Linked DNA regions of Homo sapiens: region 2 is linked to region 1. The links are chromatin loops, found by intact Hi-C in ENCODE. Cell type or tissue: HepG2. All regions are shown on one strand. Each heading gives the region's core, and the rest is flanking DNA. Links, peaks and the distances in the headings are about the cores only.

Region 1 (6,017 bases), core at 331-5,330:
CACGGAACTGTATTGTAGCAGCAGACTAGCAATGATACCTCATTTACTCTCGGATTCTCCTCTATATATCTGTTTATCAACTGTCATCTAGAAATTCAGAGTGCACTTTTTTACACGTTAAAGCAATAAGGTTCCTAGATTGTGTTCATCTATTTATTCATTCAACAGCTCTTTCATGAGTGCTAGTTGCCAGTATTTTTTAGTAAATGAAGCAGATACAAATGGAGTCTTCTTGGAGCTTACAGTCTAGTCGGGTTAGATAGAAATAAAGTAAACAAATAAATCCATGATTTTAAATATGAAGAAAGAAAATGGGTGCAGAGACATGGGGTGTTAGTGGAGGGTGACAAAGGCCTTCTAAGATAGGATGATTGGGAAGACTTGTTAGAAAGGCTGAGGTCAGAACCCAGAGGTCCTTGAAAGCCACATGAGGGACTGCATTTCTTTGGAACCTGATGTATTCTGTGGCCATTATTTGTATCATGGGTAGCTTGATCCTCAGAGCACCTTGCAGGCTGCTTTCTAGAGTAAGGATTAGAAGATTAGAAATATGTGAACAAACTCCCTCCTCTACACGCTTTGACACATTCAGTATGGGTCCTTTTGCTTGCACGATAGCCTCCTCGCCTCCTGTGGGTAACCAGAATGAGCTTAGGAGTTCCTGAAGGCCCTGTACCAAGGCGAAGAGTGATGTACATGCAAATAATCATTTACTACATTCATTGTTATTGTTATTGGGATGAGGGAGTTGTGAATTTGAAGGTGAAAATCTTGCAACTTTCCTAGAGTTTTTGCGAATAAAATATGTTAATACTTGGCAGAGTATGAGAAATACTCTGGACCTTAGCTCTGCAATTTAATGACCAATACCTTGGATTATTTAAATATGTTCTACTCTACCTCCAAAGGGGGAGACAAACACTGTGGCAGTGGCCACTGGAGCCTGGATATTATTATAACCCTCCCCCCGCAAAAAAAGGCTCTTAATTTTTTTTGGAAAAGTAATGGCATTTAAATATATATATGTATATATATAATATTTTAAATATATATGTTTATATATATTATCCACAATACAATGTTTATATATATATATTATCTACAATCCGTATTGTTTCAGAAAAAGAAAGCATTAAAAAGAAATAAAACATGATAGAATAAATGATCGATAAATAACTACATGGGTCTTACCAAGTTATCCTCATTTATTCACATTTTACTCTTTGGGAACTACTGCTTTACAAATTCTTTATTGTAGATCTAAAACATTTCTCGATGTCATAAATACCTTATAAGTATGTGCTACAGTTTGAATGTGTCCTCCAAAAAGCATGTGTTTGAAACTTGACCCTAAGGCAGCAATGTTGGGAGGTGGGGCCTAATAAGAGGTAATTAGGCCATGAAGGTTCTGCCTCATGAATGGATTAATGCTGTTATTGATGGAGGGGTTTCTGATAAAAGGATGAGTTCAGCTCCTTTCTCTTGCTCTCTCTTGCCCTTTCTTTGCCCTTCTTCCACAGCAAGAGTGCCCTAATCAAATGCTGCCCCTTCCATCTTGGACTTCCCAGTATCTAGAATCATGAGCCAATACATTTCTGTTCATTATAAATTACCCAGTCTGTGGTATTCTGTTATAGCAGCACAAAACAGACTAAGACAGTCTGCAATCCACAAAAGTTATTTATAGGCAGCCACTTTCAAAAAAATGTTTTATTAAAAAAACCCTGCAAATTATTTGATTACTTAATATATTTCTCAATTTGTATCTGCTGCATTTAAGATGGCATATGATCACAGAGACAGGGTAGAAAAGAGGATTTATTTATTCATTCTGGATCTCTGGAGCCAGACTTCATTACCCTAGAAATAACAACAATTAAGAACTCTTATATCAACTGCCAGGACATTGATTTTCCTTGTTCCTATTCTGCAGAATCAATATATTGATTGATCTTATATATAAGATGTATTGGTCAATGTATTGGTCTGCAGAATAGGAACATATATGATATTCTGGGGGAAATTTCCACCTACAGTTTCCAAGGCAATCTGCTTATTTTGCCTCCTTGACTTTCAAAAACATTCCTTTTATTCCTCTATATGGTTTAAAAACTATTGTTGGTGTTTTTCTTGTAATAAAAAACTCTAAGCCATCACAAGTTTTGTAAAATCTCAGTTACATAAGGGAACCAAATATGTGTTGAATTTGATAAATGATGTCCTTCATATTGGACTAATTGGTAAGAGATCATTAAGTCAAAATAATCTAGTGCATAGACCTATGTTGAACTTTGGATTTTATGCTAGTTGTAACAGAACACTGATGTGCTATTTGTTCATGCCTGTTCTTACTCATCTGATTCCAAGGAATATTTATTAACAATCTTTGGTCTCCAATTGAACATACGAATTCTTCTCATTATTGTCTTTCCCCATTGTCTCCATTCTTGCTCTCTGGAGTAATAAACTTTTTTTCCAGAGGAAAATCCAAGGATAACTTTTGTTCTTGTTTTTGTTTTTCTTTTTTAAAAAATAATTTCTAATTTTATTTTAGATACAAGGGGTATGTGTGCAGGTTTGTTACCTGGATATATTGTGTCTGATACTCAGGTCCTGAGCACAGTACCCAAGAGTTAGTTTTTCAACCCTTGATCCCCACCTTTTCCCATCTAGTGGTCCCCAGTATCTATTTTTGCCTTCTTTAGGTCTATGAATACCCATCGTTCAGGTCCTACTTATAAGTGAGAACATGCAGTATTTGTTTTTCTGTTCCTGCACTAATTCTTATAGGATAATGGCCTCTAGCTGCATCCATGTTGCTTAAAGGACATGATTTCATTCTTTTTCATGGTTTTATAGTATTCCATGGTGTATATGTAGCACATTTTCTTTATCCAATCCACCATCGATGGGCACCTAAGTTGATTCTGTGTCTTTGCTATTGTGACTAGTGCTGCAATGAACATACAAGTGCAGGTGTCTTTTTGGTAGACACCAAAATGATGTATTTTCTTTTGAATATATACCCAGCAATTCCATTGCTAGTTGGTAATTCTGTTGCAAGTTGTATGGTAGCTCTGTTTTAATTTCTTTGAGAAATTGCCAAATTGTTTTCCACAGTAGCTAAACTAATTTACATTACCACCAACAGAGTATAAGGGCTCCCTTTGCTTTGCAACCTAGCCAGCATCTATTGTTTTTTCGACTTTTTTTTTTTTTTGACAGAGTTTTGCTATTTTTGCCCAGGCTAGAGTGCAGTGGTGCAATCTCAACTCACCGCAACCTCCACCTCCCAGGTTCAATGATTCTCCTGCCTCAACCTCCCAAGTAGCTGGGATTACAGGCATGCACCACCATGCCTGGCTAATTTTTTATCTTTAGTAAAGACAGGGTTTCTCCTTGTTGGTCAGGCTGGTCTTGAACTCCCGACCTCAGGTGATCTGCCTGCCTTGACCTCCCAAAGTGCTGGGATTACAGGTGTGAGCCACAGCACCCAGCCTCGACTTTTTAATTCTAGCCATTCTGACTGGCATAAGATGGTATCGCATTGTAGTTTTGATGTGCATTTCTCTGACGATTAGTGGTGATAATCTTTTTTTTATATGTTTGTTGGCTGCTGGTATGTCTTCATTTTAGAAGTTTCTATTCAAGTCTTTTGCCCATTTTTAATGTAGTTGTCTGTTTTTTACTTATTCAACAGTAAGTTCCTTATACATTTTGGATATGAGACCCAAGGATAACTTTGACATAAGCTTTTTTTCACTTGTTTTCCCCTCCAGATTATTATTCATTTTTTCACCATTGAGTAATAATTTTAATTTTATATATTAATTAACTAAATTTATTATATTGCTGACAATTCTAAGCAATTTGTATTCACATTACAGATTAGTGAAAAGAACTACGTAGATAAACTCAGGCAGAGGAAAGCTATGAGCAAATGAAACTTGTTTACTTTTACAAGCATTGAACTTTACAAGTATATGGAGCTCTAATGTAGAGTATTCGATTATTCAATTGAGTTCCTTTTCTGATTTCTTTTGGACTTTTCATCTGAGATGCATAGGTAAATCAAGTGGTTCTAGATTATGTTATTAAGGTTTAATTAAACTTAATGCCTATGTTCTCCACTAAACTATAAGCAGCATAAATGCAGAGACTATGGTTTTTTTTTTATATTGCTGGCTATATATTTCTTAAAATGAAATTCTCCTGAATAAATGTTTTTAATGTCCTAATAGTGAATGACATTTAATCTAAAAAGGCAGCTGGTTGGCATTTCAACTGCAAAGACTTGGAAAGAGAATATTCTCCTTCTGTGAGTCTCCCCCTAAGGGTATCAAATACCAATAAGAAGTCCAAACTGGTCAATTTAATCATGTGATTTATCTCCTTGAAGGAAAGAAAAAATAAGTGAAGTGGTATCTTTTCAGGAAAGTGGTTCAACTTTTAGCTTTTTAAGGATAAAGTACGATGGATAAAATTACCTGAAAATCTTCTACAGATTCCAAAGCCCATGCCATATTCTAGACCAATTAAATCTGAATCCGGGCTGCAGTGCAGGATGTGATTCCAACATGCAGACAAGTCTGGGAACCACCAAACAAGAGCAGATACCACAAATTAGCCAAAATTTCTAAACTGATGGATGCACAAATTTAATCTTCCCCAAACTAAATATAATCTCTTTCTACTAAGTCTTATGTATAATTAGCATTATATTCTAATCTATTGAATATAATATACCTTTATAATATATTCTAATATATAGAATATACTTTTATAATATATTCTAATATATAGAATACACTTTTATAATATATTCTAATATATAGAATACACTTTTATAATATATTCTAATATATAGAATACACTTTTATAATATATTCTAATATATAGAATACACTTTTATAATATATTCTAATATATAGAATACACTTTTATAATATATTCTAATATATAGAATACACTTTTATAATATATTCTAATATATAGAATACACTTTTATAATATATTCTAATATATAGAATACACTTTTATAATATATTCTAATATACATAATATATTCTAATACATGTAGACACACCCAATTTAATGCTTTGCATGGCATAGTTATGCAAAGCCTAGTTCTTAAGTGCGGTGGTCTCAATGTGTCCCCCAGAATTCATATGATTGAGGCTTAATCCCCAGTGCAACAGTGTTGAGAGCTGGGGCCTAATGGGAAGTGTTTAGTTTATAAGGCCTCTGCCCTCATAAATAGATTAATGTTGTTATGAAAAGGGTGTGAATCACTGGATTCATCCCCTTCTCTCCTTCTCATTGTGAGGGTACAGTGTTTGTTCTCTCTTGCCCTCCTGCCTTCTACTATGTGAGGATGCAACGAGAAGGCCCACACAGGTGCCAGTACCTTGATCTTGGACTTTGTAGCCTCCAGAACTGTGAGAAAATGAATTTCTTCTTTTTATAAATTGCCAAGTCTGTTATAGCAGCACAAATGGACGAAGGCATTGTGCTTGCAGTCTGATTAATGATCTTTAAAATTGTGTAGATATCTCAACATGATGCAGCTTGTCCATTGCACTTTTGAAGATACTTTCTCTCAACACTTGTTTTGAAGCTGGGACAACCTGAAAAAAAAAAAAACCCCATAAAATTCTACATCAAATCAATGCAGCAGAAACCACAATATGAAGATTCCATATTTATATTTGGAACACGTATAGGTGCAACCTGTGAAACATTTTAAAAATCTCAGAAATTGTCTAGATCTGATATCCATTAAGGAAGAGAAATCTGGACACAGCCTACTTTACTGAGATTGATTTCAACACAGGTAGAACTTTAGGAGTCACCATTTCAAAAACAGACTTAGGACTATTTGTTTCCCTACACTTTTCTGGAACATAAACCTTGCTGTACATGATGTGCAAAGTGGTAAGCTCTAAATTGACAGAAGTGAAATTCTTACATTTTGATCACTCTTTAAGGATAAATTGAAATACTTTATAGATTTCTAA
Region 2 (6,017 bases), core at 342-5,341, 1.4 Mb before region 1:
TGTAAAAATTCAAGGATAATTATCAATTTTTAAAATTCCACATTCTTCTTAAACTTACTCTTCTGCACATTCTTTCAAAATTTTCCTTAGAGAAATGAATATCACCTGGTTCTGGTCTGCATTGAATTAAGCTATTTAGATTTTATGGATCAGGTAAGACCCAGTTAAGAATCTGGTAGTTCTGAACCAGCTTGAAAAGGAAGTTATAACACAAAAAGATCAACTAACTAAACACTGACCACAGAGTTTTTGGGAAACCGTCAAAGAAACTGAGAAATTTAATGTAATATATGAATTGCTTAAAGCCCTTACCCCCTGAACTTGGAACTCAGTACATCTAAATTAGGACCCAAGAACTGCATTTTCAAAAGGCCCTGCTGGTGACTCAGATGCAGATCTTCCAAGGGTTACATCTGGAGCATTGGCATGGGGCCAAGAATACAGGCTTGAAATCAGAAAGACCTGAATGCAAATTTTGACTCTGCAAATTTTTACCTATGCAGCACACAACAAACTACTCCTTTAATCACTGAAAAACTACTAATACCTACTACAGGCTATGCACTTTACTTTTCTAAGCCTCTATTTCCTTATCTATGAAATTGAAGGTTTGTAAGAAGTAAATGAAATAATATATGTAAAACACTCAGCTCAGTACATGGACTACAATAAGCAGTCAGTGTTAGCTGTGATTACCATTAGCATCCCTTATAAGTTTCAATGGCCATCAGAAACTGGCCATCAAAATAGATTACATGAAATAAAACAGCTTTCACTAGAGAAATGACAAAAAGTTAAACTCTGCCCTCAGATGCAAAAGCTTCATTCTGGCAGGAAATTCTTATGTCCCTTGCTATTCAGTGACAAAGAATATGGCTCTATGGTAGTCTGGACAGTATGAATCACAAAATGACTCACAATATTTCATAAAGTCATCATTAAACTGATTTTAAGGTGAAGGAGTGCAGCTATAGATAGCAAAAAAGTGTAAAAAGAAAATCTGCACTATACTAGATTTCTCTTTTTATAAAGTCAAAACTAAATAATGACCAGGCATGGTGGCTTATGCCTGTAATCCCAGAACTTTGGAAGGCCAAAACGGGAGGATCACTTGAACTCAGGAATTCAAGACCAGCCTGGACAATACGGCAAAACCCCATCTCTACTAAAAATACAAAAAATTAGCAGGGTGCGGTGGCGCATGCTGTAGTCCCAGCTACCCAGGAGGCTGAGGTGGGAGGAGGATCACCTGAGCCTGGGAGGTCAAGGCTGCAGTGAGCCAAGATGATGCCACTGCACTCGAGCCTGCGTGACAGAGTAAGATCCTGTCTCAAAAAAAAAAAAAAAAACCACTGTAAATTATGAGATGAGCAGGTACTGTCAAACCAAAGAGAAAACTAACATTGCATTAAACATTATTAACTGGAAGGAGTGCAGGTATCACTAGCAATGACTCAGGGCTACGTTGCCAAATGAACACAAGTGTTTGAAAATGAATTACATAATAAACAAGCACAAAAAAACTCCACTGAAACTAAAATTAGCAAACGAAAATTCCCAAAATGATTCATAAACAATTGTATGTTAGGTTATATATCCTAATGTGTTAGAACATCACCAATGTGCAAATAGATAATAATAAACGTCCGTTGTTCTGTTTGTTCACACCAGAAATAATCCCTGAATTCATAAAATGTCTGTGGGCTAAATACTGGGCAAAGGCCAGGTACGGTGGCTCACACCTATAATTCCAACACTTTGGGAGGCCAAGGCAGGAGGATCACTTGAGGCCACGAGTTTGAGACCAGCCTGGGCCACAAAGTGAGACCCCATCTCTACAAAAACATCAAAAAAATGAGTGGGGCATAGTAGTGCACACCTGTGGTCCCAACTATTTGCGAGGCTAAGGCAGGAAGATCGCTTGAGCCCAGGAGTTTGAGGTTACAGTGAGCTACGATTGTACCACTGCACTCCAGCCTAGACAACAGAGTGAGAGCCTGTCTCAAAATAATAATAATAATTATTATTATTACTGGACAGAGAAGGTGGGGCAGCACACAACATTTGGACTTAGGTTTGAGTTCAGATACCACCAGTTACCAGGAGTGTGACATAGGCCAAGAGTCCTAACAGATCTGTTCTTCAGTAACTTCATCTTATATTGTGAATTATAATAATACTACCAAACCAGCAGACTATAACAAGTCAAATGATTTACTAATGGAACACCACACATGTATATCAAATGCATGCAATATTCAGGGATTAGTATTTTGAGATGGAAAGCAGTCATTTTAATCAGTTATTAAATCACCTTTGGGCAAAGAAAGATAGAAAAAGTAGTTTAAAAATCAAATGAGAAAAAGAAAAGAAAGGAGAATGCTTGTAAAGTTTTTTCTTACTGCTTAACCAAAGGTAGATCAGTGTATGTAAGTAGACCACAGAAAAAATCTTAAATTTTAAAATATCCTAGATTTCAAATAATTCACTGATGTATGTTTCAATGTCACTAAATATTTTACTTTTATACATACTTACTTGTAAAAATAAGTAACGGGGCAGTACACTGTCAAATGAAGGGCTGAGATATACTGGTTCTGTCATTCTTATGCCCATGCCTCTGAAAAATAGGAAATCTAACATTAGTCTGTATAAATTCCATGGTCTATACAAACTATGTTTCCAGAAACGTTCTCCAATAGCCTGTCAAACATAAGATGCTCTATCTTTTTAAGAACTATTTTGGCTCAAGCCTGTAATCCCAGCACTTTGGGAGGCAGAGGTGGGAGGATCACTTGAGGTCAGGAGTTCAAGACCAGCCCGACCAACATGGAGAAACCCTGTCTCTACTAAAAATACAAAAAATTAGCCAAGCGTGGTGACAGGCTGTAGTGGTGACAGGTGACAGGTGAGGAGCTGTAATCCCAGCTCCTCAGGAGGCTGAGACAGGAGAATCACTTGAACCTGGGAGGCAGAGGTTGCAGTGAGCCAAGATCGCGCCATTGCACTCCAGCCTGGGCGTCAAGAGTGAAACTCCGTCTCAAAAAAAAAGAACTCTTTTTATTAAACAACAAAATACATAAAGTAGTCCTGTGAATTGTTTTTGAATTTTTACCTGCAGAATACGAAGCCATCAGAACTAAAAAGGAAAAAGTTACATAAATTTTTCATTTAAGCACAAATGTGTTTCTGTAGAGATTTGAACAGACTAAAAAGCAAATACCACCTCATTCTTTACTACTTCCTGTCAGCTCTTTATAGAATAATTGCCTGGTACTGACACAATCCCAAGGATAACCTTTTCCACCTTTGTCCCATTTTAGGAGTGGCATTGAAAATGATCAGAGCAGGAAGGGCCAGGACTCAGATGGCCTGGTGGAGAATGACTCATCAAGACAAACATCACAATCTCAGAGATGTTGTCAGAGGCTACTGAAGCAGAGAAAGAACACGCAAATCCTGTCAGACAAAGCCAAGCCTGGCCTTGTGTGTCAGGCCAAAGCAGACAAAGCAAGCGAAAGGAGAAACATGGAGAAATTCAAAGAGTTCTGGGGATTAGGACGGCACAGAAAAAAGTATAGTCTCATTAAAAGGGAAGTATAAAAATCAGGATTTAAGCCGGCACAGTGGCTTATGCCTGTAATCCCAGCACTTTGAGAGACTGGCACAGGAGGATCACTTGAGGTCAGAAGTTTGACAGCAGCCTGGGCAACATCTCTACATAAAATTTAAAAAATTACAAAGGCATGGTGGAGTGTACCTGTAGTCAGTCCTGGCTACTCGGGAGACTGAAATGGAGGGATCCCTTGAACCCAGGAGTTGGAGGATGCAGTGAGTTAGCATCCCGCCACTGCACTCCAGCCTGGGCAACGAGCACCCAAATAAATAAAATTTTTAAAAAAATTTTTTTTAAAAATCATAACTTATACCTAGTTTAAGGGTACAATCCAAGGAGAGTCCCATTAGGACTCCATTAGGATGAGCAAAGATAAAGTCTTAGAAGCAGTATGGCAGACAAGTTCATAGCTAGCTTATGGAACAGTTTATGAGTTGATCTTGGCAGACATGCATCTACATGCATGTGTAGATAGATGGTGTGTACTCTATCTAATGTTGGCAGGATAAGTTTATGTTGGTCTTTAGAGTAAAATAACGTCAGTAGATACCCGTGGACTATTACTGAAATGGTATGACTATAAACTCCCCTCGGTTTTGTTGTTGGTTTTATTTATTTATTTTCAGACACAGGGTCTCACTCTGTCACGCAGGCTGGAGCGCAGTGGCACAATCATAGCTCACTGCAGCCTCTAACTACTGGGTTCAAGTGATCCTCCCAACTTAGCCTCCCCAGTAGCTGCGACTACAGGCACACACCACCATGCCAGGTAAGTGTGTGTGTGGACAGAGTCTCACTATGGTGTGTGTGTGTGTGTGTGTGTGTGTCTGTGTGTGTACAGTCTCACTATGTTGCCCAGACTGGCATCAAACACCTAGACTCAAGTGATCCTCCTGCCTTAGCTTCCGGAGTTCCTGGAATAACGGGTATGAGCCACCATGCCTGGCGCCCTCAGTTCTAACAGCATTTAGCATACAATAAATGCTGACTCCTTTTCTTCCTCTTCTCATCCCTTTACTACCTTACTCATTTGTTTACCACTTGAAATCCATGAATGTACACTTTTAATCAGAGGTAAAACTCAGTTGCTGCTCCAGTCAGGACCAAATCAAACCACTGTATCCACTTCCAAGGCAAATATCCCCTGCTCCTGAGCAGAAAATATACAAACGAAGCTTCTGAAATGTCACTGACTCACATTTGAAAGCCAGTCCTGGCTGGGTGTGGCGTCTCATCCCTATAATCTTAGCACTTTGGGAGGCCAAGGTGGAGAACTGCTTGAGACCAGAATTCAAGACCAGACTGGGCAACATGGCAAGACCCCCATTTCTATGAAAAAAAAATTAAAATATCAGCTGATCATGGTGTCATGTGCCTATAGTACTAGCTACTCAGAGGCTGAAGTAGGAGGATCACTTGAGCTCAGGAATTCAAGGTTATAGTGAGCTTTCATCACACCACTCCAGCCTTAATGACAGAGCGAGACCCTATTTCTAAAAGAAAAAAGCAAAGTCAGTCCTTTGTTGTGACACCTGGTACTCTTACCTTGATCAATACCCAGAATCTACAACTATTATTGAAAATCTTGAATTCCATAGTCTGATCACTCCATAATTTAAATGACTTTCTGACTTGCAGGACTCCAGTCCTCTAAAAAATACTGAAACTTGAAAATGTTCATGCCTGTCTTCCTAACTCAGTTCCTAACTACTACTTTAGATTCTGGTGCTCTTCGACTATCTCCTTCTGACCACGCCTACCAGAACAAGTGAGTGCTATAAATCACTGAACTTAACATAACGAAGAATAATTTAAGCCAATTATTATTCAGGTATGAGATTACATGTTTCTTTAAAAAATACTTTTGTAGCCACATATCTCCATATAATAATGCAAAGTACAAGATTGCGTATGTTAACACAGTCTGTTAGTAAATTAATCTGCCTCCGTGAATCTATGAATGATTCAACCCACCTGGAATTCAAGAAAGCAAAGGACTCAAATTCACTAACTGAATAGCAATTGTACCATTAGTTGTGTTGGTTTAAAATTTTTTAAGGAATATAAATAAGAAACAGGGTGTACATGTAGCATTTCTGTTATAGCAGCCTGCTTCTTCCACCGGAAGAGACAAAACTTCCAACAGTATAACTGAATAAATTGAGTTTAAAAACCAATTTTTTTTTCTTTTTTTGAAATTCTGAAGTCTCACTGTGTCACCCAGGCTGGAGTGCAGTGGTGCAATCTTGGGCTCACTGCAACCCCCCGGGTTCAAGCGATTCTCCTGCCTCAGCATCCTGAGTAGCTGCGATTACAAGCACCTACCACCACACCTAGCTTATTTCTGTATTTTTAGTATAGATGGGCTTTCACCGTGTTGGCCAGGCTGGTCTCGAACTCC

Evidence for each region. Peaks named below come from ENCODE experiments on the same cell type or tissue, not always from the same donor. Only the 100,000 strongest peaks of a DNase experiment are listed, where the experiment ranks them.
Region 2: it touches region 1 in a loop (16-fold over the local background); 1 of 110 quality-filtered maps calls a loop at or near these places.

Annotation. Positions count from the first base shown.
Region 1 is chr10:20,022,063-20,028,079 of GRCh38, forward strand. All of the region lies in intron 2 of PLXDC2 (plexin domain containing 2), which reads left to right. Among named protein-coding and RNA genes, the nearest start is that of PLXDC2, 210 kb to the left of the region's middle. In HepG2, for the core only: no CTCF peak of the experiment used is centred there; no DNase peak of the experiment used is centred there.
Region 2 is chr10:18,607,307-18,613,323 of GRCh38, forward strand. It overlaps NSUN6 (NOP2/Sun RNA methyltransferase 6), which reads right to left. Exons shown (of 11, transcript NM_182543.5): 6 at 2,539-2,620. Among named protein-coding and RNA genes, the nearest start is that of NSUN6, 41 kb to the right of the region's middle. In HepG2, for the core only: no CTCF peak of the experiment used is centred there; DNase peaks (open chromatin) are centred at 415 and 3,385.